2 separate regions of the Homo sapiens genome follow, and region 2 is linked to region 1. Evidence: read pairs that join two places in POLR2A ChIA-PET (ENCODE). Cell type or tissue: IMR-90. All regions are shown on one strand. Each heading gives the region's core, and the rest is flanking DNA. Links, peaks and the distances in the headings are about the cores only. Region 1 overlaps PPARD (peroxisome proliferator activated receptor delta). Region 2 overlaps DEF6 (DEF6 guanine nucleotide exchange factor).

Region 1 (2,901 bases), core at 119-2,618:
CCAATGTTGCTGATGGCCCCCTGCACTGGCCGCTGGACGGCACTCTCCCAGCTTGGAAGTAGGCAGGGTTCCCTCCAGGTGGGCCCCCACCTCACTGAAGAGGAGCAAGTCTCAAGAGAAGGAGGGGGGATTGGTGGTTGGAGGAAGCAGCACACCCAATTCTGCCCCTAGGACTCGGGGTCTGAGTCCTGGGGTCAGGCCAGGGAGAGCTCGGGGCAGGCCTTCCGCCAGCACTCCCACTGCCCCCCTGCCCAGTAGCAGCCGCCCACATTGTGTCAGCATCCAGGGCCAGGGCCTGGCCTCACATCCCCCTGCTCCTTTCTCTAGCTGGCTCCACGGGAGTTCAGGCCCCACTCCCCCTGAAGCTGCCCCTCCAGCACACACACATAAGCACTGAAATCACTTTACCTGCAGGCTCCATGCACCTCCCTTCCCTCCCTGAGGCAGGTGAGAACCCAGAGAGAGGGGCCTGCAGGTGAGCAGGCAGGGCTGGGCCAGGTCTCCGGGGAGGCAGGGGTCCTGCAGGTCCTGGTGGGTCAGCCCAGCACCTGCTCCCAGTGGGAGCTTCCCGGGATAAACTGAGCCTGTTCATTCTGATGTCCATTTGTCCCAATAGCTCTACTGCCCTCCCCTTCCCCTTTACTCAGCCCAGCTGGCCACCTAGAAGTCTCCCTGCACAGCCTCTAGTGTCCGGGGACCTTGTGGGACCAGTCCCACACCGCTGGTCCCTGCCCTCCCCTGCTCCCAGGTTGAGGTGCGCTCACCTCAGAGCAGGGCCAAAGCACAGCTGGGCATGCCATGTCTGAGCGGCGCAGAGCCCTCCAGGCCTGCAGGGGCAAGGGGCTGGCTGGAGTCTCAGAGCACAGAGGTAGGAGAACTGGGGTTCAAGCCCAGGCTTCCTGGGTCCTGCCTGGTCCTCCCTCCCAAGGAGCCATTCTGTGTGTGACTCTGGGTGGAAGTGCCCAGCCCCTGCCCCTACGGGCGCTGCAGCCTCCCTTCCATGCCCCAGGATCACTCTCTGCTGGCAGGATTCTTCCCGCTCCCCACCTACCCAGCTGATGGGGGTTGGGGTGCTTCCTTTCAGGCCAAGGCTATGAAGGGACAGCTGCTGGGACCCACCTCCCCCTCCCCGGCCACATGCCGCGTCCCTGCCCCGACCCGGGTCTGGTGCTGAGGATACAGCTCTTCTCAGTGTCTGAACAATCTCCAAAATTGAAATGTATATTTTTGCTAGGAGCCCCAGCTTCCTGTGTTTTTAATATAAATAGTGTACACAGACTGACGAAACTTTAAATAAATGGGAATTAAATATTTAAGAGCTGACTGGAAGCTGACTCAGTTACTTGCATGTTTTTCCTGGGGCTTACAGGGCTCCACGCCTCCTCCACATCCAGTACTGGAGGGCAAAGGAGGCTTTGGGCTCCAAAACCCTCCCCTGCCTCCACCTCGCTTTGCTCACCGCTTGTCAGTCAGGTGGACGACTATGCCATTTCCGCCCTGCAGAGAGAATTTGGGGTGTGAGGGGACAAAGGACTTGTGGTGCCCTGGCCTCACCTGGTGGAGCACTTGGGGTCTGGGGAAGGGGAAGGCCCCTGGAGGAGGCGGATGCAGGACTCAATAGATCAAAGCCAGTTTTTCATCACCACAAGAGATCACGGCTTTCCTCTCCTTTGCTGCCACCCAGCTCTCTCCTGTCTTTCCTGAGTGCCATCTCCCCAGCGGTCCAGTCGAGCCCAGCCCCCGGCAGCCATGGGTTTGTTTGCAGTGTGAGGCCAGGTCAGGGTGTGTAACAGAGTATGTGTTTAGTCAGGAAAAAACTACAGCTAAATATTTCCAAATGGGGAATGTACTGCAGGGAGTTGTTACAAAAGTATTGGAAGTACTGAAAGATCAATAGGGGGAAATAGGAGTCATCCAGAGATGACTAACTGCAGGAAGCCATTCTCACCTCCAGGGCTGAATGGGAAAATGGTATTCAGGGCCCACCGTTGCTACAACACACACTGACACTGCGGCGACCCAGGAGCCTGAAGTCACCAGTTGATTTGACTGTAGAACCAGACTGCTGGTGCCTGAGTTCACGCAGATGGTACATATGGGGCCACCAGAGTGCCCGAGGCCACCACCACTGCTGCCCCTGGAACCTCACTGCTTGAGTGCTGTAGCCCCATAACTCATAGCCTGGTCTCAGCTGCTTCTGCCAGAAGTGCTGTCAGAGTTTGGGGTTGGGGAAGCAAAGGATTCTTCCTTCTGCCTATCTTCCAGTCTGTTGCTTTTACCTCCCATTGGGGGAAAAAAATGCATGGTAGTCTAGGAAATGGAGTTTGTAGACTTCCAGCCCTTGCAGCATAGAGGAGCATGTGGAAGGGTGGGAACTGAACCAAGCGTCTGCAGGCAAACAACTAGCACAGCGTACAGGCACCAGCCCCAGTGTGAGGGATCCCAGAGGCCCACAGCTAAGGGATGGTCACTACAGCACTTGCCTCCTTGTTTTCTTTCTTTGCTGGTCATCTTGGCAGAGCAATCTGAATTGTCAGGTCCCATATGGTTCATCTCAGTCCAGAGAGTGACAGCCCCAGGGGAACAGGAGGAAAAGAGGAGAAGGAAGAAAAAAAGGGGTGCTTGGAACCAGGGCATCTCTGAAATTGGTAGCCTTTTTTATAATGGAATCCTCTGGTTTACTTGGTGTTATAAGTAAAATGTTTATTCAGAAACAGAATGCTTGTTCCTTGGAACTATAAGGAAAAATTAGCATTTAGACAAAAAGTTTTCTCAGCAAGGCAATTTTACTTTCTGCAGGAAGGGTGTTCCTCACAGATGGAACAATGGCGAGAGCACACACGAACAAAGGAGGGAAGCAATTTTTATCCTTTATGCAGCTTGTCCCTGCTACTGTGTCCT
Region 2 (2,901 bases), core at 233-2,732, 110 kb before region 1:
AGTATCCTCTATTCTGCTTTCTGTCTCCATGAATTTGCCTTTTCTAGGTATCTTACATAAATAGAATCATAAAATATTTGTCCCTTTGTGTCTGGTTTCTTTTACTTAGAAATGTTTTCAGGCTTCATCTATGTTGTCAAATATATCAGAATTTCATTCCTTTTTAAGGCTGGATAATATCCCTAACAGTGTGTGAGGATCTCAGTTTCTCCATTTCCTTACCAACAGTTGTTTTTCCTTTTAAAAAATTATCATAGCCATCCTAGGATCTGTCTAATTTTGTCACATAAGGTGTTACTGTGGAAAGGAGCACGGATCTACGCAGAAGTCCAAGCCTCATCACTAACAGACTAACAGTGTGAGGTGGACAATCCTGGAGCTCTTAGTGCCTCAGTTTCTTTCTCTGTAAAGTGGAGCTAATAATGCCTGCCTGGCAAAGCTGTATAGGTGGAGTGAAGATAATGATGCATATAAAATACTAGTACAGACTCTAGAATGTGGTAGCTATTATTTTCCACAGAATGTAAACTTAATGGAGGCAGAGATTTGGTCTGTTAGGCACACCTTAGTATCCCAACCCCTGGAGCAGTGAGTGGCACTCAGTAGGCACTCCAAAAACATCTGCGGAATGAATGAATGAACTCTTAACAAGCAGGGCTATGTGGAAGTGAGTTGTCATGGATAGTGAGGACCCTGTTACTGGCAGTGTTCAAGCGTGATCTGCATAAACACTGAGTGGCGATTATGTACTGGGCCCCGTGGAATAATAGCAAGATGGAAACGCACCCACCTAGCCTTCAAAGAGCAAAGGCTACAGAGTTGTGGGGACTTAAGTCCCCCATAACTTATGATGCAAGCCATGCAGGCTCCTGGCAGAGTGGGGTCCCCAGGGAAGATAGCCAGGAGGGCTAGGGGCTTGAGCTGGAGCACCCTTGGGGCAGGTGGGGCCCTGACCCAGTGAGGCCAGCCTGGCTGCGGCCACCTACCCTGTGCCAGGTGCTGCCAGACCGCGACGGAAAGCGCTGCATGTTCTGTGTGAAGACAGCCAACCGCACGTATGAGATGAGCGCCTCAGACACGCGCCAGCGCCAGGAGTGGACAGCTGGTGAGTGCTCGCTAGGTGGCTTGGGTCTGGGTGGTCCTTAGGCGCCTCATCTGTGAAAAGGGGGTGATAATACTTTGTCCAGCGGGAGGTTGGAGAGTGGACTCGGGAAACTCCTAAGGCCCCTTTCGGGCCGTGTGCGAGGATCCTACTGACCCGCTCCCGCTCTTCGGCAGCCATCCAGATGGCGATCCGGCTGCAGGCCGAGGGGAAGACGTCCCTACACAAGGACCTGAAGCAGAAACGGCGCGAGCAGCGGGAGCAGCGGGAGCGGCGCCGGGCGGCCAAGGAAGAGGAGCTGCTGCGGCTGCAGCAGCTGCAGGAGGAGAAGGAGCGGAAGCTGCAGGAGCTGGAGCTGCTGCAGGAGGCGCAGCGGCAGGCCGAGCGGCTGCTGCAGGAGGAGGAGGAACGGCGCCGCAGCCAGCACCGCGAGCTGCAGCAGGCGCTCGAGGGCCAACTGCGCGAGGCGGAGCAGGTGGGGTTAGCTCCCGGCGCCGGGGACGGGACCGGTGGGCTGGGAGGCTGGCCAGGGGCGGAGCGCCGGGGGCGGGGCCTGGGCAGAGGGCGGAGCTCCTGGGTTGAGGGGCGTGCACTGGGGTGGAGCTTGAAATGAGGGATTGTTGGGACAGAGTCCGCGGGTTTGAAAAAGAGATTTGGGATGGGGCTTCCGCCAGGGACAGAACCTGGGGCTAGGAAAGGGGTGTGGGGCGAGGTCCGAGCCCGTGGATGGATGGGGCCTGGTTCGGAGACCTTGGCTGTGGGTTGGGGCTTGGGCAGAAGGAGCCGTTGAAGACCGTGTGATTGGGGATTAGACTGGACCAAGTTTGGACTAGACTTGAACTAAGTTTACAGTGAAACCAGTTTGAGAGGCAAGCGGGACGCGTATGGAGGCGGACTAGGTGTGCAGAGGCAATTAGATTTAGGATTTAAGAAACCTGGATCTGGAGTCAGAAACACGTAGATTCAATCCTAGCTCTGCTTCTTACGAGCCCCGTGATCCCAGGCAAGTTCATTTTACTGAGCCTTATCAGTAAAATGCTAATGCTAATAGAACTTTGCTCACAGAGGTACGGTGAGGATTAAATGAGGAAACACTTGTAGTGTCCAGTAACTTTTTGTTGTAATAATTGTAGTTATAGTCACATCCTTCCTAGCATCAGCCATGATTATAACATATTATTATATATTATAATAATTATTAAGTTAGTGCTAGGAAGGAGATGACCATATTTTTATATCTTATTTAATTATATAATGTTGTTTAATTACATGTTATATAATTATGATTAAGGTTGGTACTAGGAAGGAAATAACTTGAGCCCGTTTCCCCCACGTGGCATCTGTTCACCGACCATTATCTGTTCCAGTCAGGCTCTCAGAAAGGGGTCAGATCAGGAAACCCCAACATGAAGGAGTTCCCCAGACCCTCACCCCTAGGCAGCTTAGCAACATGCCCACCCCCTCCTCCTCCGCCCCCACGTGCCCCTTTTGACCTGGCTCTTGGTCCACCACCTCCCCCCTCCACAGGCCCGGGCCTCCATGCAGGCTGAGATGGAGCTGAAGGAGGAGGAGGCTGCCCGGCAGCGGCAGCGCATCAAGGAGCTGGAGGAGATGCAGCAGCGGTTGCAGGAGGCCCTGCAACTAGAGGTGAAAGCTCGGCGAGATGAAGAATCTGTGCGAATCGCTCAGACCAGGTAGGCCTGAGGAACCTCTTCTGGTTCTCTCACCACCCCTCCTGGAACACACCCCAGTTTTCCTGCTTGCTGTGCACCTGCAAGGTGCCTTGGCACTAGAGGCTA

What was found. Peaks named below come from ENCODE experiments on the same cell type or tissue, not always from the same donor. Only the 100,000 strongest peaks of a DNase experiment are listed, where the experiment ranks them.
Region 2: POLR2A ChIA-PET joins it to region 1 with 10 read pairs; 6 of 35 experiments call an interaction of 5 or more read pairs at or near these places.

Annotation. Positions count from the first base shown.
Region 1 is chr6:35,426,863-35,429,763 of GRCh38, forward strand. PPARD (peroxisome proliferator activated receptor delta) reads left to right here. Exons shown (of 8, transcript NM_006238.5): 8 at 1-1,316. Among named protein-coding and RNA genes, the nearest start is that of FANCE, 24 kb to the right of the region's middle. In IMR-90, for the core only: a CTCF peak has its summit at 1,876; a DNase peak (open chromatin) is centred at 1,329; H3K27ac peaks cover 2,310 bases.
Region 2 is chr6:35,316,895-35,319,795 of GRCh38, forward strand. DEF6 (DEF6 guanine nucleotide exchange factor) reads left to right here. Exons shown (of 11, transcript NM_022047.4): 6 at 997-1,105; 7 at 1,279-1,577; 8 at 2,630-2,796. Among named protein-coding and RNA genes, the nearest start is that of DEF6, 21 kb to the left of the region's middle. In IMR-90, for the core only: a CTCF peak has its summit at 1,471; a DNase peak (open chromatin) is centred at 1,567; H3K4me3 peaks cover 1,077 bases; H3K27me3 peaks cover 316 bases.